Linked DNA regions of Mus musculus: region 2 is linked to region 1. A link is a contact called in ENCODE Hi-C or POLR2A ChIA-PET data. All regions are on one chromosome and are shown on one strand. Each heading gives the region's core, a stretch centred on a gene start or an enhancer-like site at or near the end of the contact. The rest is flanking DNA. Distances are from core to core; before and after follow the strand shown. Region 1 holds the start of Ppp1cc (protein phosphatase 1 catalytic subunit gamma). Region 2 holds the start of Hvcn1 (hydrogen voltage-gated channel 1).

Region 1 (5,428 bases), core at 2,350-4,849:
TAAGGCGGTAATTATCAATGGAGGCTGGATGGTTGCAGCCTTATCCGGAAGGGTGGAAGTTCCCCTGGCAGAGGGGAGGTTCCTTAGTTTAGGAGAACACCCCACTTTACAGGCTGCATCAGCCTGTCTATGGTTTAGGAGGCCACTTCAGACTTCCTTATCACGATTTTTCTGGATCATGGCTGCAGGCTGGCTGCAGTTGTTAGTGGCTTGTCCACATTCCTACCCTGGTTGGTTCCTTCAGTCCACCTTAGCTTGGGAGTCATTATCTCTTTCCTCCCCTCAGGCAGCGTGGTGGCCAGAAAATCACAGAAGAAGCCAGCCCAGAGCCTCAAGGACACATCAAGGTGACTTCATTTGTCCCAGGCCCTTCTTAAGCCACTCAGGCTGACAGGCAATGACAACTAGCATATGTTGATTTAAAAAAATTGGAAGAAGGGGTTGGGATGGGGTGGCCTTGCATATCCCCTAATCCTTGCACTTTCCGGAGGCAGAGCAGGAGGATCTCTGAGAGTTGGAGTCCAGTCTGGGGTATACAGCAAGTTTCTAACCAACTAGAGCTACAAGTTTCAGAGACAGGTGTTAGAAGCTTTGAGGACCACACAGAACTCAGATCTCTGCCTGCCTCTGCTTGCCAAGGGGATTAAGGCATGCATTGCTACACTTAGCGAGCTGCCACGTGGATGCTAGGAATTGAACCTGGGTCCTCTGGAAGACTAGACAGTGTTCTTAACCACTGAGCCGTCTCTCCAGCCTCAATTTTTTTTTTTTGTTTGTTTTTCAGACAGGGTTGCTCTGTGTAGCCCTGGCTCTCCTGGCACTCACTCTGTAGAGCAGAGTGGCCTCGAGCTCCAAGAGCTACCTGCCACTTCCTCCCAAGTGCTGGGATTAAGGGCATGGGCCACCAACGCACTAAAAACCTGTTTTGTTCATATTTCCTAAAGGGAGTGGCATGTGGCTCAGCTGGTAATGTTCACCTAGCATGCCCAAAGCCCTGTTTTCTGTCTCCAGCATGACATTCAGCAGGTTCAGGGACCACACATTGGATTTCAACATTCTGGGGGTGCAGGCAAGAGGATCAGTAGTTGAAGGTCACCCTCTGATAGCTACAGGTTCCTGGACAAAGTTCAGGCTCTCTAATGTGAGCTTCTTTACTCACAAGAGAGCCAGTTCTCTGGGGTGTGGCTATGGACTCTGGGGCATGGCTATGAACTCTGGAGGGAACATGTCCCCTGTATCATCAGCTTGGTTTGTAATTTTCCTTCACCCCTCACCACATGGATGGGATGACATACATACCTGTCACTTGGCATCTAGATAATTATGACACAATGTGTGGGCATAAACATTTTAAATCTTTCTATTGCTTCCCCAGGAGTGACACACACCCTATGTGCCAAAGTCTGCTGGGCTCCGAAGGCTCCATTTAGGGACTTATTAAACAAAAGGCTGTTGTTTCAGGCTCTGCCCAGTTCTAGTCCTCCTCCTGGAATTTAGCAACTGTGTGACCTTCAGCAAACAACCCAGCCTTTCCGTGCCTAACTTTATCTGTAAAATGGGAACGGTGGGAATATATCATCTCTAGGATTGTATCGGGGATTCCATCAGCTGACTTTGTTTCGTTCGAGACAAGATTTTGCTGTTAGCCTTGACTGGTCTGGAACTTGCCTCAAATTCTCAAAGATCTGCCTACCTCTGCCTCCCCAGTCCTGGAAATAAAGTCCTATCTAACCATGCCCAGCTACTTCATCATATTTTATTTTATATGTACGTCTGCTAGAAGGTCAGAGGACAACCTGTGGTAGCTTCCTCTCTCTCCATTAGGATGTGGGGCATGGAACTCTAATTGGTTGGCAGGCATGGAGGGAATCTCTTGTCTGCAGAGCTGTTTAGATAGCCTCCCACAAAGAGACAGATTTTGGCTCATACTAGTAAGAGTGGTGTGTGTTTGTCTCTCCATCCCACAAAATGAGTCTCCCGGGGGAGAGAAAGGCTTTCTCTGTCTTGCTCAACCTGCTCCACCCAGAATAGACACTCCTTGTGAATCAGTCTTACATATCCCTGGCCCTATGGTGTCCCTGGGAAGCTACCCTGCCCTGGAGGGAGTCCAAGATTCCAAAAACTCAGTGAAGACCACATTGACCTCCACAGATTCACAGCAGGGCTTAGCATCGACCCCAGGATGTCAAGAAGCCTGGTGCACCAGCTGCCTTGGGGTGATGAATGACCATTTGTGTAATGGTGTGCAAAACCATAGCTTGGGACAATGAGTTGGTGAGTGGGCAAAGTGGAGCAGAGGGCTGAGGAGAGCTGGGGAGAATCCTGAAACCCCACTGTCGGGGGCTAGCATCAGGAAAAGGGCTCAGATCTAGATGGGTGCATCACACACCATGCTGCGGGGCCACGGGAAGACAGAGCTTGTAGAAAATGAGTCTCTCTATGGGGAGACAACCTTGCAAGGCATTCATGGAAAGGAATCCTCAGATCCATCCCTCTTGCTTTGAGAAACATGAACTGGAGGTGGGGCTGGGGGAGAACATTTTGTAAATTTTCTGGCGTGCTACTGGGAAGAGATAAATGGGTCAGATGGGTGTGCATTTTTCTTCCATAGGCAGCTAGCCTGCGAGGCAGCAGAGTTGGGGACCCCTCAGGTGAAGGGGTGCCCCTGGGGAGTCAAGGAAGCTAGAGGCAAGCAGCAGATGAATGCGCTGAGGCCCAGAGCGCACGCACAGCAACCTCCCAGGAAATGTGCAAATTCCCATTTTATCTGCTCCGGCACGCTCATTCAACCCAGCTCCGGCTAAATACAGGGGAAATCTCTTAAATTATTATATAACTTTCTGAGTTCAAGAAAGATAATTCAAAAGATAGGTAGTAGCAACCCTTACAGAATTCTCCCAACCTCTCTCTAAAATGTAAAAGAGCATTAGCGCACACAAGAAGCTCACACAAATTACTTAATGTGCCACTCACAGTGGATTAACATTTTTTTGGCTTATCTTGGGGGCTTCTTTTTTCCAAATATTGTATCGTAGATGCTTTATTGCAGTATTATGAAATTTTGCCAGTGCTGGGAATTGAACCCAAGGTCTCACACATACTCGACAAGCATTCTCACCACGGAGCCGTATATCTAGCTCTTCTTGTTCACCAATGTGCCAGAGTATTTGAATCCCCAACGTTCCAACCTCCTCCTCTTTATGATTCTCCACAGGCAAGCAACCCCACCCCAGATTGGCTCCGAGGGGTGATTCAGTGTTGAACTCCCACCCCGCCATGTCGGTCAGACTTCTGTCCCCAAGCAGCAGAGCCGGAAGGAGCTGGTGAGCCTCGCAGCGCGCAGCAGACTGACAAAGTCCACCTTCAACTTGCGCGCGCCAACTTCACAACTTCCCTCTCCCGCCACAGGGGGTCTATTTCCCCCGCCCGTTTGGCGGAAGGATCCCGCGCGCGGTGGCGGAGTCGCGCTCAACCGTCTCCGCCCGGGCTCCGCCCCACCCCCGCCCTACGCGCTCAAACCCCGCCCCTTCCCGGCGCCGGCCCCGCCCCCTTCCCGCGCGCTCTATGGGCCCGTAAAGAAGTCCCGGCCGGGCCGCTGCACTCCCGCGCGCGCATCCGTGCGCCGCCCGAGGCTGGCCTGAGGAGTCGGCGGCCATCTTGTTCTTCTCGTGGTTCCCAGTGGCGAGAGGAGGAGGAAGCCCGGAGCGGAGCGGGGCGGCTGGGGGGGGTGGACCCGCCGCGGCTGCTGCTGCCACCGCCGCCGCCGCCACCACCGCTCGTGGGGCTCGTGGCGTGAGGAAGGAGGACGAGTGAGACCCCGGGGCGAGCGGGCGGCGGCGCCGCTGCTGCTGCTGCTGCTGCGGGAGGGTCGGCGGCGGGACGGCGATGGCGGATATCGACAAACTCAACATCGACAGCATCATCCAACGGCTGCTGGAAGGTGAGCGGCGCGCGGGTGGGTGGCGGGGCAGGCCCGGCCGGTGGGGGATCAGGCCCAGTGGAGGGGCCGGTCTTTTCTCGGAAGCCGCTTTGGATCTGGGGCGCGCATACAAGCGCCTCCGGGTTTGGGGACCCCATTATTTTTTATCACTCCCCTGTCCTTGCTTTCACATTTATCATCTGGAGTCCAAGGACTCATCAGAGGGACTTGGCTTGGCAGGACGACGTCCCAGTGCGATGAGAGTCCGTCTCCTGCATTTTCCTACCCCCTCCACCCTCCCCTCAAAGCCATCCATCCTCCAGCGTTCTTTCCCCCTTGAACGTGCATCCGCACACGGACCCAGTCCGGGTGACAGTGTGGCTCTCTCTGATCATCAGATTGTTGTGTCCCTGAGGACAGGGGGACGCTGCCGCGTTCAGCGAGCACCCGCCAGGTAGGTGCTGTGTTGTTATTATCCTGGAAGTGGGTTTCGCAAGAGAAACTCCCAAGACCTCGCTGGACCAAGAATTAACAGTTAAAAGTCAGGTTTCAAACCCCGGGGTAGCTAGGAACCTAGAGAGAACCTGCCGCCTTCCAACTGTTCACCCCGTGGGAACCCAGGATGTCCAGTGGTTGAGGAGAGGTTCAAAAACAAAAACCCAGCTTTCCTTTTGTCCGACTTGGGGGTTTCTGCCGTGTGGTTTCCTACTTTGGAGATTTCAAATTTGACATAGGTCTGGATCCTGCTAATCACAGATCCCACAACATCCGCTGAAGCTAAAGAGGAGAAGATCCAGTAACCTTGATTTGGGCTCTTGACACTAGCTTGCTTTGGCCCAAAATACTTTTGGAGTGGTGGACAGCTGCGCAATTCTGGTGGTAGATGTCTTCAAGTAAATCACTGACAGAAAAGGGAAAAGGTGTCTTTTTAAAATCTGGGCATTTCCCCGGGGGGCGGGGGGGTGTTTTTCAAGACAGGGTTTCTCAGTATGGTCCTGGGGCTGTCCTGGAACTCACTCTGTAGAGCAGGCTGGCCTCAAACTCAGAAATCCGCCTGCCTCTGCCTCCCTAGGGCACGGATTAAAGGCTTGGGCCACCACTGCCCAGAGCATTGCCTCCTCTTTAATGTTTTGTTTACATAGGGTTTCTTGGCTTTGGTTTCATTAAAACATGGTCTCTCCAGTCGTGGTTATCCTGGCACTCTTTGTGTAGACCAGGCTAGCCTCAAACTCACAGATCCTTCTTCCTCTCCCTCCCCAATTAAAGGCATTTTTATTACCATGCCTCCTTTTATTACAGGGTCTCTCTCAGGGGCCAGAGCTGAGTTAACCTTCTGATCCTTCTGCTTCGTCTCACATACTAGATTTTATAGGCCACTCAGCCTGACTTATTTTTTTCCTATGCAGTGTGTGCATACATACAGACCAAAGCACACGTGAGGAGGTTAGAGGGTAGTTGGGCGTCTTTGTGTGGATTCTGGGGATCAATCTCAGGTCAGGCTTGCAAAGC
Region 2 (5,525 bases), core at 3,005-5,504, 51 kb after region 1:
GAACTCAGGTTGTCAGGCTTGGCAGAGCAAGCCCCTTTACCCACTGAGCCCTCTCACCTGCCACCCCAACTATACATTTTATTGTGGTTTGAATGTTAACATTCATGCCTCCCCGCTCTAACTATAGATTTTTGTATTTGAGAAATGATCTCACTAGGTACACTGGGCTGGCCTGAAACTGAGAGAAAGAAAGAGAGAAAAAGAGAGAGAGAGAGTGAGAGCGAGCGAGCGAGTGCTGGATATGAAAGGTCAAGCAGTTCGCTTTCTTTTCTTTTCTTTCTTTCTTTCTTTCTTTCTTTCTTTCTTTCTTTCTTTCTTTCTTTCTTTCTTTCTTTCTTTCTTTCTTTCTTCAGGGTCTCAGCTTGAATTCTTGCTCGCCCAGAACTCACTACGGCAGCCATGAACTTAGTATGCCCCTACACAAGTGTCTTTACTCCTCAGATCACAAGCACGCCCCACCATACCTGGACAACGGTCTGTATGTTTTAACACACACATCACAGTCAACCTATGCCCCTCCCTACCTCAGAGGCCCATGGCTTCTTGGTGCATTGGCAACCCTCAGTCTCCATTGGCCTTAGCATTGCCTTTACCCACCTCAGACCCTGCAGATGCGGTTGGTTCCCTCTGCTGCAAAAGTTATCCCTCATCTCAAAATGGGCTCCACCCCATGTTCTGGTAGCCTTTAAATGTCACCTCCCTGAGAACCCTCCCCTGATCTCTTCTCAATGGTCCTCACCTCCTGTGACATGGTGGCCGGTTCTTCCTCCTAGCTCCATATTCCCAGAAATAAGGCTCTGACTCAAAATATACTTATAAATAAATACCTTGGCCATACAGCTAGGCTCTTCTCTGACTGAAATCATAACTTAAGATATCCCATTTAAGCCGGGCGTAGTGGCGCATGCCTTTAATCCCAGCATTCGGGAGGCAGAGGCAGGCGGATTTCTGAGTTCAAGGCCAGCCTGGTCTACAAAGTGAGTTCCAGGACAGCCAGGACAGCCAGGGCTATACAGAAAAACCCTGTCTCAAAAAACCAAAAAAAAAAAAAAAAAAAAAAAAAAAAAAAAGATATCCCGTTTATTTAAACTTGCATTCTTCCTTGTGGCTGGTTGCCTGTGTTCAGGTTCTATGCATCTGCCTTGTCACGTCTTCCCAGGTGGCTTCCTTGCCTGGCTCTCTCCCAGAATTCTTCCTCCTCCCGGATGTCCCACCTTCTATTTCCTGCCTAAGCCATGGGCCATAGGCTTTTTGATTGACAGGTAACACAGCCATACAACACAGTCTGTACTTCCTCCATCCCCACCTGTTAGGCTCAGCCACGACCTCCCCTTGTCCTACCTTGTATAATGCATTTGCTCTGTCATTTGGTCCTTTTATGTCCTTTCACAGAGCAGTCTTGATGCGGGTCCGTGGTACCCACCAGCCTCTGCTGGTTTAGTGCCCGCACTTAGACAACACTCAGAGATAATTTGTTGAATGAATATAAGATCACCCAGCTGGCACGGGCAGGATGGAGGAAGGATTGAACTCCAGGCCTCTTTGATGGCAACTGCTGTCTTTCCATCTTTCCAGATCATTCTGAGCAACCAAGCAGAAGTCAGCCTCAGGGCACGGGGTTGGACGTCATCAGCCCAAGTGTCGCCGATGCCAGGAATCGAACCCAGGTCCTCACATGCTAGGTAAGTGCTCTACCTCTGAGTTCCATTCCAAGTCCTAGCCACACTGCAGCATCACACAGGTCCCCAAGCCTCATTCAGACATGGTCAACTACCTACCTACATACATACACTCAGGGGCTGTCACAGATGGTAGTGAATCACATGGAGGTAGGTCCAGGTAACTGATGTGACTCTGGGAACTCCAAACCCATCCCTGGCTGAAACCTCACCCCCTTCTTGCTTCCTTTCCCTCTTCTCACGCACTCCTGGGTGCTCTGGGAAGGGAAGTGGTCGGCTGCAACCACGAGATACTGGAGACACCAGAGCCTTTGAAGGTGGCCTTCTCTCCCTGCTGGTGGAGGAGGGAAGAAAGCTCAAGCAGAAATAGCCTCCAGGCCCTGGGCTTAGATCTTACTTGATCTGTTCTGTGAGCATCAGGAGGGCAGGACCACCATACCTGGACAGTGATGGATCCTCACACAACAGAAATGTGAAGGACGTGGTGGGGGTGGGTTGAGGGGGGAAAGGGACTTCCTCATGCTTGAGAACAAACCAGCAAATATCCAACCACACAACTCTGAAGCGTCTCTGCAAACTGGGGCTTCTTTTCAGAGCAATGTTTTTCTCTCAGTGTATACAAGGTTACCTTGAAATGCGGTCCTGAAATTATTTGTTCTTTGGGCTGTTCTGTCTTACCAATCAGTGGCCTCACCCCTCCACCCAACCAGAGTGGGAGTTCTATGGGGACAGAAGTCGCTCTGTCCGCTGTCTCTGTGGGATTCCCCAGGTCTGGATTCACAATGACTTCAGACGATAGCTTTGCAATCTTCAAACTTCCTTGTTTCTCGCCTTACTGATTCAGCCAGGATCTTATACAGTGTTTAAAGCAGCAGTGGTCACAGGCTTTCAACACTCAGTCACTAATTTATATGGTGTCCTAGGTTCATCTTTGTTTCAGTCACAAATACCCTGACAAAAAGCTCACAGTTCTAGTCACAGTCCATTGTTATAATGAGGACACCAAGGCAGCCTCATGTCCACAGTCAGGAGCAGAGAGAGAATAACTCATGAGTCCTGTTTGTTTCATCGCTTAGCTAACTTTTTCCTCTCTCACATAGCTGCAGGAGGCCTGCCTAGGGAATGATGCCGCCCACAGTGAGCTGGGTCTTAAGACAATCCCCACAGGTCAACCCAATGTAGCCGGTCCTTCATTGAGACCCTCTTCCCAAGTGATTCTAGGCTGTGTCAAGTTGAAAGCTAAAAGGGACAGGTACACACAACAGGGAGTCAGCCAGAGAGTCCAGAGCTTGGGTCTTGGTAGCTGAAGCCATATCTTGTCTTATACTGTTTGTAACTCATGGCAGGATGTATTGCTGATGTCAGCCCACAGCTTTGAGGTGGTTCATTAGATGGAGGGACTCCTGTTCCTTCTCCCTGGCCTTCCTCACCCTACAGACATGAGGAGGAACTGTCTCACCCTGTCTAGCTGACCCCGAAGTAGGAGAGTTTTGATTTTTTTCCGTGTGCCTGTGCACTGCATGCATGCAACTGTCTGTGGAGGCCAGAAGAGGCCATCAGATGCCTGGTTGTCAGCCACCATGTGGGTGCTGGGAACCAAACTTGGCTCTTCGGGCAGAGCAACAAGTGCTCAAATCGTTGAGGCATCTCTCCAGCCCTGAGAGATAAGTTTTGGATGAAACACAAGAAGGCTGAAGTTCAGGATGGAGCAGGCCATACCTTAGGAACTTTCAGGAGGCTGTTATATCACAACATTTCTGAGGAGTCCTGCCACCATCCAACCTAGCTTGCCACCAGCATGGAGGACAGGGGAGCTGGTAGAAGCCAGTGGATCAGAGACCAATGGGAGGCAGATAATGTTCCTGTGCAGTGCCACACAGTATTGCAGCACCCGTGGAGATGCAGCCTTAAGCTCGAAGGGGGCTGTGCACTAAGCATCTGGAAGGGAGGCTAGCCCACACCTGCAGGTGGTTACAAGGAAACAAGTGTTGCGGATAACCGGCTGAATTAGGCCAGAATTGAAGCTGAAGTCACTGAACTCTAAGGAAACTGGCTTTTAGAGTTTCACACACAGCAGCCATGAAGGGCTGGGGTTCTGAAGAAGCTAAAGTTTGGGTTCCATTACACGGACCCGGGGCTTTTGGGCTGCAGTGGGTCTGAATAGGTGTGCTAGGAAGCCCACTCCTTCCCCTCCACACACACACACACACACACACACACACACACACACACACTGTCTCTTAGTGACTCTCCTGAATTTTCCTTCCCAGCCCAGAGAGAGTGGGTTCAGTCATTCCCCCACCAGCTTATGATACATTTCTTTTGCCCTTACTTTCTTGGGACTGTCTCCATTAGCAGGTAAAAAGTTTCTCTTTAACCTGCTCTTGCATCAGTTGGCCCCCTGAATTCAGCTAGGGAGTTCATCTCCTCCAGTAAACACAGGAGCTTTGGAAGAGAGAGGGAGGAGGAGGTCCTTGGATGAGGCGTTTGAGTGGGGGTGGGGTGGGATTAGCCGGAAGAGAGTTCCAGCCCTGTGCATACTCCCGGGGTCTTTGTCATTTGATAGCCGCTTCAAGTTAGTGCCTCTCAGCACACTAGTGCCTCCGTAGGCCTTTGAGTTTGCAGCAGCAATAAGTTCGAGCAGCTCTGGAAACTCCCGCCACACCACACCCCCAAAGGCAAGGGCCCTCCCCCTGGGCTCTTCAGAGCTGGGGTGTGCCTGAGTCTCTACCCTGGGATGAGAACAGAGCTAAGCAGACTGCTGCCAGGTAACGAGGATGAGGCTTGGGGTGGGGAGGTCAGGGCGCCCCCCTCTTCCTTCCAACCTTAGTTGTATCTCGAGCTGAGGGCAGCTGCGATCTTCTCCCTGCTCTGCACACCCGCCAGCCGCGGGGCCCGGGAGGGAGGAAGGAAGCCCTGGCCACCCTCCATCCTCGTGATTCCCTGCTGCTCTTTTGTCCATTTTGGCTGGCGGGGAGTGGAGGACTAGGCCAGGGGGCACCGTGGGGTGACCAAGGCCCTGGCTGCTTCTTGAACTGTGACTGCCCACCCCGCTCTCCTCCCCGGGGAATTGAGCATTGACAGGCGCATCCTCTCCTGGTGGGTGTTAACCTGGATCCACAGCCATGACTCTGCCACACCCAGCATCTTGTGACTTGTGGAGAAGTAACCCTGTCCCCCTCACACAGGTGGAGAGAGCCAGCCAGCCACTGCAAAGGAGTGCTGCAAACTACCAGCAGGTGAGTGTGAAGCCCTAAGCCCTGTTTTCCATCCCAGAGCCCTACAGCCACCCCAGGGAGACAGCAGGAGGGAAGGAGATACAGCTAGCACCACAAGAGCAGACCCCCAAGGAGTCAGCACACTGGTGCACCCTAGCAAGAAGAAACCCAATTTAGTGGAGCCTTCTTGAAATGATTCGAAGCCCTATCTGTTGGGTTCAGGAGTGCCAAGGAACAAGAATGGTGGGTGGGTGGGTTGGGGCCTGGTTATACTGTAAGACCGAGAAGCAACAGCAACAGCGTGCATTTCTGCTCTTCTGAAGCCCCCACCACTTACCCAGCACCTACTGCCTGCGAGTACCTGATTCTACATGCCTTAGAGGTGGGACACTGCCTCTGTGTCTCTGTATCCTTCTCTGCCCTATGGCATTCAGAATGGCACCTACCTCCCAGGAATGCTGAGGTGATGGGGAGAAGCCTAGCAATCCCCACTCCCACCCCCAAACCTAGCACGGGATCCTTGGGAGCTGCGTTCCTCTCTGCTCAACCTTGCCCCTCTGAAGGCATTTCTGCCTACTGGGCATTTCATCTCAGGTTGGCGGGGACGCTCTGAGCTTTGCAGTGTTTC

The links. A loop is a pair of places that touch in the nucleus more often than their neighbours do. ChIA-PET counts read pairs that join two places held with the same protein, here RNA polymerase II (POLR2A).
Region 2: POLR2A ChIA-PET joins it to region 1 with 15 read pairs in embryonic stem cell. The contact joins the promoter of Hvcn1 here to the promoter of Ppp1cc in region 1. A Hi-C loop is called at or near these places in 1 of 37 maps with a recorded cell type or tissue (v-Abl transformed pro-B cells). POLR2A ChIA-PET finds 5 or more read pairs at or near these places in 4 of 5 experiments (Patski and embryonic stem cell).

The regions. Positions count from the first base shown.
Region 1 is chr5:122,154,676-122,160,103 of GRCm38, forward strand. Ppp1cc (protein phosphatase 1 catalytic subunit gamma) reads left to right here and starts at 3,600. Exons shown (of 7, transcript NM_013636.4): 1 at 3,600-3,940. The coding sequence starts at 3,886.
Region 2 is chr5:122,205,475-122,210,999 of GRCm38, forward strand. Hvcn1 (hydrogen voltage-gated channel 1) reads left to right here and starts at 4,255. Exons shown (of 8, transcript NM_001042489.2): 1 at 4,255-4,447; 2 at 4,868-4,918.